Linked DNA regions of Homo sapiens: all the other regions are linked to region 2. A link is a contact called in ENCODE Hi-C or POLR2A ChIA-PET data. All regions are on one chromosome and are shown on one strand. Each heading gives the region's core, a stretch centred on a gene start or an enhancer-like site at or near the end of the contact. The rest is flanking DNA. Distances are from core to core; before and after follow the strand shown.

The links. A loop is a pair of places that touch in the nucleus more often than their neighbours do. ChIA-PET counts read pairs that join two places held with the same protein, here RNA polymerase II (POLR2A). Pooled maps may share reads with other maps.
Region 1: a map of mammary epithelial cell shows a loop between it and region 2 (4-fold over the local background). The contact joins the enhancer-like site here to the promoter of PTBP2 in region 2. A Hi-C loop is called at or near these places in 2 of 168 maps with a recorded cell type or tissue (IMR-90 and mammary epithelial cell), 2 of 37 single-sample maps with no recorded cell type and 7 of 50 pooled maps.
Region 3: a loop to region 2 is called in a map of endothelial cell of umbilical vein, with 4 times the contacts of the local background. The contact joins the promoter of LINC01787 here to the promoter of PTBP2 in region 2. A Hi-C loop is called at or near these places in 5 of 168 maps with a recorded cell type or tissue (IMR-90, MCF 10A, chondrocyte and 2 more) and 9 of 50 pooled maps. POLR2A ChIA-PET finds 5 or more read pairs at or near these places in 3 of 52 experiments (AG04449, AG04450 and MCF 10A).

Annotation. Positions count from the first base shown.
Region 1 is chr1:96,414,373-96,417,887 of GRCh38, reverse strand. No RefSeq gene overlaps it. Among named protein-coding and RNA genes, the nearest start is that of LINC01787, 42 kb to the right of the region's middle. Within about 2 kb of position 1,712, at least 9 of the 41 ENCODE cell types and tissues checked have a DNase peak (open chromatin) inside an H3K27ac peak, as active enhancers do; they include mammary epithelial cell, where a contact is called at or near this core.
Region 2 is chr1:96,719,707-96,723,576 of GRCh38, reverse strand. PTBP2 (polypyrimidine tract binding protein 2) reads right to left here and starts at 1,793. Exons shown (of 14, transcript NM_021190.4): 1 at 1,705-1,793; 2 at 1-13. The coding sequence starts at 1,712. RefSeq lists silencers at 1,318-1,597, 1,828-2,027.
Region 3 is chr1:96,372,363-96,376,014 of GRCh38, reverse strand. It overlaps LINC01787 (long intergenic non-protein coding RNA 1787), which reads left to right and starts at 1,890. Exons shown (of 6, transcript NR_110693.1): 1 at 1,890-1,933.

The DNA of each region.
Region 1 (3,515 bases), core at 463-2,962, 310 kb after region 2:
GTGACTAGTAAATGTCTGCTAATTATGGCCTCTCTAAGCTTAACCATATATACAAATGACACTGTGTTGGTAAAGTATTGATTTGGAAAATAAAGTGAGTCATAGGTAAAATGAATTTAAAATGATAGCCCCAAATGAAATAATATTATGGAAAGCAATTCCATAAATCTAGCTTGTTCAATACTTTATAATGTGAAATAGAATACTTAAAACAGCCACAGTCTTTGATACAATCAAATAACCAACAAATTCTGCCAATTTGGGCTTCCTAAAATTCTCCTGGGGGCCAAAATCATCCATTTTGTATGGTCATGTAGCTATACAGTTAATGCCAAAGATCTGGGGCTTTTTTCCTGCAATTTTTTACTTTTGGTGACTGAAAGGAAATGCCACTCACTACTCTTTGCAAAAGGAAGATTTTCATGGATATCTTGCTCTTTATGATTTCAAGAAGCAGATAAATATTCTTCACGAACTGTTTTAATGATATAGCAATCCAGAATAAAGATTTGGTATCACAAAGAAGTGATTCTATTCTAAAATTTCATTTTGAATTTTCTGGTCACAGTGTTGTAGGGAGGCATGGTTAAGTATTAAAATGAAGCACTTGCTTAAACCAAAGGGGATTTCCTAATCAGAAGTGAAAGCCTCCTGATACTCTGCTGCAGGCGTGTGATACTGCAGCCCTTCTCTAAGTGCATATCTCACATTCAAAGTCATTTCTCCATGCCTGTCAAGTGAACTGAACCCCCTGATTGTCTGTCTAGGACAGGGATCCATTTCTAATGTATGAGGCTACAGTTTTTGAACTCATAAACTGTAAACTGTATTAAATAAACTGTCTCCTGATTGATGAGTGCTGCTCTTATAGGCTAATTTCTCATCTAAACAGTGATATGAAAATTCTTGCTAAAGGGTTGGTGACAGGACTAAACGGGGGTAATAGCAGACTTAATCAAGAAAGACAAATGGGATTCATTAACAACTGGCACTCAGCAGACAGTCTTCAGAGACTTCTCAGCACAATCTCATTGGTCCAATCGAAAATAATTGTGTGCTGCTTTTATCACTGAATGCAGAACAAGGCCAATGAAAAATTCTATTGCTGATATTAAGTAGAATTCAAATTCGGATTGAATTTTGTGCCAGGCAGCCCATCTCTGGATGAGAGGAATGGAGGGGGAAAAATCGTGGCTTTCATGCTGGGATTTTTTTTCTCTGATTGATCAGTTTTCCCATATTGCTCATTCCACTCCGGTATCTTAATCAACTGGATCTTGCCCTAACTGGCAGGGATGTCTATGCCAGAGGCATCTGGTCTCTGGCTGGCTTAAGAATTGGCACATGGTTTATTTTGTCCAAGCTTGCTGAGCTCCACTTCCAGTAATGCCTGTCTTATTGAGCTGTTTAGATTTGGCTTGTGCGGTAGAGATGACTAACTCTCTACCAGAGCATGCTCCCCTTCCGCAGTACAGAGATTTTCCTAGGAAGTTCCTTCTAAATCAGGATCTATGTTTCCCAGTCCCCCTGCATTTACGTGAGGGAAGTGTGACTAAGTTGTTGCCAGTGGTTTCCAGGCCAAAGAAATGCGTGCCATTTCCAGACCTGTCATGTAATACTTTCACACTTAGTCTTTCACCCTCTATTTTTCCGATCTGTCAGCCAGAATTAGAGGATCCAGCAGATCCAAGCCACTTGTAAGTGATGAAGCCACAGACAGAAGGAACATGAGTCATATGTGGGAAGAGTAGTGGATTTTACATGAAGGAGAAATAGTTCTCACGTTACACCACTGAGAATTAGGGGTTTATTTGTTGTGGCATCTAACTTTACTTTGATTGAGGCAGCTAGTTTTAGGTCTGCCTTTAGGCCTATTGGCTTTGGTGACCTTACTTCTTTTTTTTCTTTTTTTCTTTTTTTTTTTTTCCCGGAGTCTTGCTCTTGTCACCCAGGCTAGAGTGCAATGGCAAGATCTCAGCTCACTGTAGCCTCCGCCTCCTGGGTTCAAGCGACTCTTCTGCCTCAGCCTCCCGAGTAGCTGGGATTACGGGCACCCGCCACTAAGCCCAGCTAATTTTTCTATTTTTAGTAGAGACAGGGTTTCACCATGTTGGTCAGGCTGGTCTTGAACTGCTGACCACGTGACCCGCCCGCCCTGGCCTCCCAAAGTGCTGGGATTACAGCTGTGAGCCACCGCGCCCGGCCATGACCTTACTTCTTCTTCTTCTTCTATTTTTTTTTTTTTTGAGACAGAGTTTCGCTCTGTTGCCCAGGCTGGAGTGCAGTGGTGCGATCTCGGCTCACTGCAAGCTCCACCTCCTGGGTTCAGGCCATTCTCCTGCCTCAGCCTCCAGAGTAGCTGGGACTACAGGTGCCTACCACCATGCCTGGCTAATTTTTTGTATTTTTAGTAGAGATGGGGTTTCACCATGTTAGCCAGGATGGTCTGGATCTCCTGACCTCGTGATCCGCCCACCTTGGCCTCCCAAAGTGCTGGGATTACAGGGGTGAGCCACTGCGCCCAGCCCTTACTTCTTAACTGACCTCCTTAGCTTTTGATTTTGTGTACAGTTGGGCTTTAAGGCATGTGTACCCTTCTGGCTTGGGCTTGTGAACTCTAAGCTCCATTTTTGGATGAGGATTTCCCATTGGCCTGCTTCCCCCCTAGAGCCCATTCTCAGGTACCCAGGTATAACGTGTGCCCCATCCCACCCCAAACTGTCAGTGAGAAAAATGAGATTGGACACACATAGTTGAAGCCAATTAACATCTTGTTTTTAGTTTTTTTTTTCTTTTTTTAATCTTTAGCATCAAGAGGTTATACAGGAATTTTATAGAAATAGCTATCTGGTCAGATTAAGGGGAAGCAGCAACTGCGGCCCAGAAGTTTTAAATGCTGCTTAACCCGCTCTCCTCTAGGCTGCACTTCTGGGGTTATTGGGCTGACAACAGCTGGACCATTCTGAGACACTTACTATGGCAGATGCTGTTGTGGCCTGCCCATATTCTTTCAACTCCCACTGTTCCATTACACATCAATGGTGTCTACTGCAAGATACTGCTATGCTCCTCCTAGGCGTTTTATCTTGACAGGTCTGAAGTGCCACTGAGGGCAGGCTGTAGCCCATGACAGATGAGGGTTAGGGGATTAAAAACGCAGCCTCCTTGTCCCTCAGCAGTGGATAACTCTGAGGCATGCTCTACGTTGTCTCTCGCAGTGCCTAGTGGGGCTGAGCCTCAACTGCAGCCAGCTATAATGCACATGTCATGGTCTCCCTTCCCTTCTACGTTTTAGTTCCCTGTTTCTCTACTGGGGCTTCCTAAGATTACCACCCAAATGAACTACTTGTGCTCAGATCCTTATCGCTAGATCTGCTTTTGGGGAATCCAGCCTAAGACACTGACAGTCTTCCTTTTCATTTTAGGGATTATGACATCAGCTATTTTTGAACATGAGCCAATCAACTGATGGGAAGTAGCTGCTGATCTCTGATGTAGTGAATTATAATCTGCTA
Region 2 (3,870 bases), core at 544-3,043:
CTCAGTGACGATTCTGCAAAGAAAAAATAAGTAGTTTCAACCTCCTGTTATTCTTCTAATCACTCACTCTTTGGCTCTAAAACTTTTTAGGATAGTCCATCATTCATAAATCTTCCAGCCACTCACACACAGATGGGGATAAAAAATACCACAGATGATCCGTGACTTACCTGTACTGTTACCAACCTGGTTTTCTAAAAGTAACTTTCAAATGTGAGACAACTTGTGGTATTTTTTAACAACACATTCAATAGCCAAAAAGAACAAAACCCAAAACACTATGCCATTTCTACAATGCCAGTATACTGAGATTAATAATTTAACGCTTAAACTCTTTAGTAGTCTCCACAGGAACCAGGAATCAGGAAACATGAATTCTAGTGCAAGTTTTGACATCAATTTCCGTGTTGATCTGGGGGGAATACTGAACTTCTCTGGATTTGTTTCATCTGGAAAATAATCTTTAGGTAACATCTAGGATGATTTGAATTCTGTGAGACTGTGTTAACTTTTATAAAATCTTGTTTTTAGTACCTTTTAAAACACACCAAACTCTAGGCGCTTAACCAAATTGTTGATTCTTCAAATACTCACTGATTTTAATAAATGTACTTGTTAAATGATACTATGTTTACACTCCCAAAAGAGCTGCATACTGCTGTATTTTTGACCTTAAGCGTGCCCCCTTTCTAACATTGAGTTAAATTACTGAGTCTTTTCAGGTGTGAAGCATATGAGCGAGACATCGGTCCCTACCATTTCACAGTCTTGCCTCTCACCTCACTCAGCATTCCGTCTTGACTCAGGTTCGCAAAGATGCAGCATGGTTCTGGGTTTTTATAGTCGTTTTTCCAGAAACTGACCAAAGTAGCTAAAGAGATAGCCCTTTGTTGACTATCTGCTCTTGTTTCTGCCATTGCTGTTGGCCTTTGCCCATGTGACTGATGTCGGCTTCAAACACTTCGTTTTTTAGATGATTTAATTTCTGGGCCCTTTTGCCAAGCCTTGAATGTTTTCAGTCCCCACAAAAAGGCATTTTTTCCTCCCTCCCGCCCCCACTACCAGACTCAAATGAAAACAAAGGAGTATGACATCTGCCCTCCCCCTTCCTCCCGCCGCCGCACGCCCTCCCCCCTTCCCCAGCGGCTCCCACTAGGCTTTCCCCGGAGCTCCCGCCACCGGCATCTCTCCCGACCACGGAGGGCCGGGCGAGGCCGGAGAGGTTGCTCATGGCTGGGGTCCACATGGGGTGCCTCTCTCCTCTTCCCCTAGAGGCTCCCCCAATCCAAAGGCCTGTCTCTGCCCATCCCACTCGCTCTCACAGGCACCGCTAACCCAAGGGTCGGGTCCCAAGGTACGGATCGAAATGGCTCCTAGAGGGGGCAGGGACAGACCGGGGAGACGTTATGGGGTTCCCACCCCATCCCCCGCCGCCAAGCCGGTGCCCGCTCCCACTCCGGGATCCTCACCCCCGCCATCGCCCCTATGCCTCCCCAGCCTCCAAGCCCGCTTTCTTCTCATTTTCTCGACCAAAGCCCGCCGGGGGAAGCAAAGGGAGGGGTGTGTGCGATGGGGCGGGGGTTGGGTAACGGCAGCCCAGCCCTGGGAGGGGCCGCGGGAGGGTTTCTCCCCGGCCCGGGACCGGGCCGAAGGACGGTCCAACTCCTCTCTCACACACACCTTCTCGCCGGCCCGATTACATACCCGTCCATTGCCGAACCGGACAAAGCTTCGCTCACAAGAACCGAGCCACGCAGCCAGCGAGCCACACAAGCGGCGAGAAAATGGCGGCTGGGGCCCGACGGAAATTGCCGAAGGTGCCGAGGCGCACGGGCCACCGCGCGGCAGCGGCGGCGGCGGAAAGAGCCGAGCGCGCCGGCGCCCGGCAGCGGGAGGCGAGCGGCAGGGCGCTGGGACTAGGGGGAGTGGGCGCCGCAGCCGACGCCTCCTCCGCGCCTTCGCGCGCCTTTCTCCCTCCGCCCTCCGCCTGCCGTCCTCTGGAACCTGGCGTTCTGCTGCAGACCGCGGCGACCTGGTTTCCCCTCCTTGTGGGGGCGTGGGTGGGACACCTCCCAACAGCTCTCCACACTCTCTCTGCCCTGACTGCAGGACGCCCCCAGGCAGCCTCCACTTTTCACTCCAAGCCAAGTACCAGCTTGGCTACCGTCAACCTATGCGGGCCAAGGAAAAAACATTGGATAGCTTTTCTCCTAAGCCATCTTTTATTTGCAGACCGGCTCCAGCCTCTAAAACAAAAATCTTTACCCCACTGAACGAGACCACTTGGTAACAACAGTACTTTCTCAAGCAAGTAGAACTCCTCAGACTGAAATACAGGCTTTTGCTTCAAGACCTGTAGTACCAAGCCAAGTGGAGGAAAATGTGATTCTCACTTCAGTTGGTGATTAGTGTGCGCCTGTAGAAAATATTCACAATACGCTAGGTGGAAATAGACACAAATGGAGCCATGTGTTAAAATGCTACAATAGTTGGAGTTTAACATTTGGAGGCATGAAAGGGAAAGTGGAGATGGGAGTGGGAACAACTGAGTCTTCAGATTGGTTAGAGAAAGTAGAAGCATTAAAATGGGCTATGCAAATTGACTCCCTTTGCTATATCTTACGGTCTCAATTTTTACTTGATACTATAGTGGACATTTTACTTCAACGTGTTTTTATCAGAGGCTCAACAAAATTGGGAAAGGCACCCGCTTGAAAATTTGCTCAGTGAGTAGCGACTTTGCCAGTACCCATCCTTCTCCTGCACCCTTCACCTCCACCCCCAACACACACAAGGACAAATGCACTTCTAATTCTGAAAAATGACAAATACTCCCTGTGTCCCTCCAGTTACTCTCAATACTCACTCTGGGTTTTTCTGTGTCTCCTTCAGGCAAAGCTCTTATCCTTTGCTAATTGGAATTTCATATACTAAATGATATTGTGTATAATTTTTAGAATTTTTTTTTTTGAGACCCAGTCTCGCTCTTGTTGCCCAGGCTGAAGTGCAATGGCGCAATCTCGGCTCACTGCAACCTCGGCCTCCCTGGTTCAAGCGATTCTCCTGCCTCAGCCTCCCGAGTAGCTGGGATTACAGGCACGCGCCACCACGCCCAGCTAACTTTGTATTTTTAGTAGAGACAGGGTTTCTCCATGTTGGTCAGGTTGGTCTCGAACTCCTGACCTCAGGTGATCTGCCCTCCTCAGCCTCCCAAAGTGTTGGGATTACAGGCGTGAGCCACCGTGCCCGGCCATAAATAATATTACTTTTAAATTGGATAGACCCTTAAAGAGCATCTTGTCCAAACACTTTGCTATAGAACTCTTCAAAGCACCCAAATTTTTACAAATTCTTGATTTGCCTATGGGATTGTCAATCGTTAAAAAAAAAAAAAAAAAAGGCCGGGCACGGTGGCTCACGCCTGTAATCCCAGCATTTTGGGAGGCCGAGGCAAGCAGATCACCTGAGGTCGGGAGTTCAAGACCAGCCTGACCAACATGGAGAAACCCCGTCTCTTCTAAAAATACAAAATTAGCCGGGGTGGTGGTGCATGTCTGTAATCCCAGCTACTCGGGAGGCTGAGGCAGGAGAATCGCTTAAACCTGGGAGGCCGAGGTTGCGGTGAGTCAAGATCGCGCCATTGCACTCCAGCCTGGGCAACAAGAGCGAAACTCTGTCTCAAAAAAAAAAAAAAAAAAAAAAACCACATATCAAATTTCCTACAATAACCACTTCACCTTAAACCTTAAAATAAAGGATCTGTTATTAGTGCCACTAATAATCACTTTTCACATATTTGTGGTTTCATACATGTGTTTTCACTCAACAATTGAATGTGCAAGCTACCAAAGGGCGGGAACTATGGTATTA
Region 3 (3,652 bases), core at 641-3,140, 350 kb after region 2:
GGGCACCCACAATATTTGAGATGTCTCCTGGGTCCTGCAGGAGCAATCTACTTCCTTCATAGGGTCTGTGAGTTCTCTCAGCTTTTCTGGTTTATCCCTGCAGTAGTTCTGGAGCAAAAGTTCATGATGTGAGTTTCCACACACTGCTCTGTTTGCATGAGAGCTGCAGTCTAGTCCTGCCTCCCATCCACCATAATTCCTCCAAATTCCCCTAACTTTATTATTTCATTCACTGCCATATTCAGTGAAACAAGAAATATGCATGTTAAGATGCATATAATTTACCTACCTATTTATTTTTCCTGCTGAACTTTTATGTCATGTTCCAACATAAAAATATTTCTCATTTTATTTATATGTTTCTTATTTTGGACGTTTGGATGACAGCTTTCTTACTCCTTTAAGGCTGCTATAATAAATACCTTAGACTGGGTAATTTATAACAATGGAAATTTATTGCTTATAGTTCTGGAGGCTGGGAAATCCAGGATAAAGGCTCCAACAGATTGGGGGTACTGGTGAGGGCCTAGTCTCTGCTTCAAAGATGGCAGACACCTTCTTGCTCTATCCTCACATGGTGGAAGGGGAGAACAAACTCCCTCAAACCGCTTCTATAAGGGCACAATCCCCATTCATGAGAGCTTTGGCCTCATGACTTATTCACCTCCCAAATGTCTATCTCTTAATGCTATCATACTGGCATTCGGTTTCAATATATAAATTTTGTGGGGATACAAACATTCAGAACATATCAGGAGGTAATGAGTTTTTATGTTACCAACAAGGTTGTGATGAGCATCCTTGTACTTGCCTCTTTGGACCTGTGTCTATAGGTATGCTGAATCGTAGAATGTGGCACCCAGAACTCTAAGATGGCTCCCACAATTCCTTGTACTCTAGTATACACAGCCTGCATCAACCTCTCCCCTTTAGTGTGACTGAGACTGTGACTATAAAGGATTTCACTCCCATGGTTAGAATACATTATAAGACAAAGATGAAATGAGTTTCAGATGTAATTAACATCCAAAATTAGTCGAGTTTGATTTAATCAAAAGAGACATTATTCTGGGTGGACCTGACTTATTCAGGCAAGTACTTACAAGGAACTGGACCCTTCTTAAAAAAAGAGATCAGAAGCATGAGGGAGATTTTCCTTGCTGGCCTTTAAGAAGCAAATTACCTCATTAACTGCTTATGGAGGGGGCTGTGTGGCAAAGACCTGAGAGTGGTCTCTAGAAGCTGAGAGAGGTTCTTGTTCAGCAACCAACAAGAAAATAAGAACTCAGTCATACAACTGCAAGGAATTCAGTACTGTCAACAACCAGTTATCTTAAAAGTGATCTTGAAACCTTACATCTAATCTACTTTCTGTCACTACAGATTGGATTTTATTTGCTATAATTTGTATAATAGAACTTTACAATCTATACTCTTTTTTTCTGGCTGTTTTCATTCAGCATAGTTATTTTATGACTCATCTGTGTTGCATGTATTAATAGTTTATTACTTTTATTGTGTAGTAGTATTCTAGTTTTTCTGTCCTTGTGAATATTTGATTTGGTCAGTCTTTTAAATTGTAACCATTTGATTTCAGCCTGGTGAGACCCTAGCAGAGAATCCAACCAACCCATACTCAAACCTCTGATTCATAGAAACTGTGAGATAATATGCTTGTGTGGTTTTAAGGTTATCTGTGCCCCAATTCTCCACAAAGGAACTTGATGAGGCCCAGATGTTTACGTGCATGTGCTAGGGTTTGGCACACAGGAGAAAAACCCTGAAATCATGAGACTTAGTGCTATATTGGGCAGCTGGTACATGTACCCCTTCTCCCACTAGAAAGAGAGACAAAACTTTACTCTGTAAACAAATCTCAGCAGAAGGGAGAGAATTACTCTGGATTGTAAGCAAATATCTCTGGAAGAAAGGGGTAAGTTGTTTCTGTTTATTACCCTTGGGATGTAAGCAAATGGCTCCAGGAGAGATATATCTCTAAACTGTATCCAGAGCAATTTGTGTTCTCTAACTTCCAAGGCATGTTTACCATTCAATCATGAAGTCTGGGTTATACAGAAATAGAAAAATATTCACGCAGCATTGCCTATGATCTATTTGTTAAGTCAAATGAAATGGCACCATAGGTTATATACACATGTACGTGTGTGCCTGTGTGTATATGAGTGTGTGCTAAAATCAGTGGTCCTTTTCCTTACTACTTCTATTCCCCAGTCCTCTCAAGAAGTAAATGGCTTCAACTCTTTCAGTCATTGCTTCTGATTCTTACCGCTATGTCTCTAAATAATCTGCATATCATATATTTCTTGATTTTGTAGTTTTATGGTTATCTTTTGACTTCTTGTTATAGTCTATTAAGATAATTAACTCTCTTAGATGTTCCTCCAACCCATCCGTGTTCCAAGTCTCCCTTTTCCTTTTTCTAGAAAAAGCCCTATCATAATTTGGGTTAAATAAATATTCAGATTTATATTTCCATAGTTATTGAAATATTCATTGGTGAATCAAATAGTGTACTGTGATAATAGCTTCTTTCTTGTATTACTTTTTGAATTTTTTGGAGTTTACTATTTCCTGAATTTTTCCTTTTTCTTATATTCTTAAATACCTATCAATGTTTAAACAATGTTAAGATATAATTGACATACAATAATTTTCAAATACAGTTGATAAGTTTTGTCATATGTATCCTACACATATGAAATTATTACCACCAGAAAGATAATGACCATTGGCATCAACCTCCAAGGATTGCTTGGGACTCTTTTTAATGCCTTCTTCCTTTTTATCCCTACCTTCTTCCATTTTCAGGAAACTACTAATCTAGTTTCTGTCATTACGGATTGGATTTTATTTGCTAGAATTTGTATAATAGAACTTTACAATGTGTACTCTTTTTTGTCCAGCTGTTTTCATTCAGCATAGTTATTTTGTGACTTATCCATGTTGCATGTATTAATAGTTTATTACTTTTATTGTGTAGTAGTATTCTAGTTTTTCTGTCCTTGTGAATATTTGGTCAGTGTTTTAAATTGTAACCACTTTAATAGGTATGTAGTAGTATCTCAATGTGATTAATTTTTATTTTCCTAGTGACAAATGATGTTGAATATCTTTTTATGTGCTTATTTGCTATCCACACATGTTTGCTGATGAAGTGTCTACTTAAATCTTTTGTCCATTTTTTAAATGATTTTTTTCAAATTACGTCTTGAGAGTTATTTACATATTGTAGATACACATCCTTTATCAGATAAGTAATTTGCAAGTCACTTTGTTTGTGATTTACAAACATTATCTTTTGGTCTGTGGCTTGTCTTTTTTACTTTCTTAATAGTGTTTTTCGAAGAGGGGAAGTTTTTAATTTTCATAAAATCCAATGTACCACTTTTTGTTTTTTGGATTGTGACTTTGGTATTGTATTTAGGAATTCTTTTTCTAAAATACCATCACAGAGATTTTCTTTTATCTTTTCTTCTTGAAGTTCTATAGCTTTCGGTTTAACATTTAGGTATATTATTCATTTTGAGTTACTTTTTCAATATTGTGGATAGGAGTACTTACTTGGTATATGGATATCCAATTGTTCTGGCACCATTTTTTGAAAAGACTATTCTCCAATGAAAATTGTTTT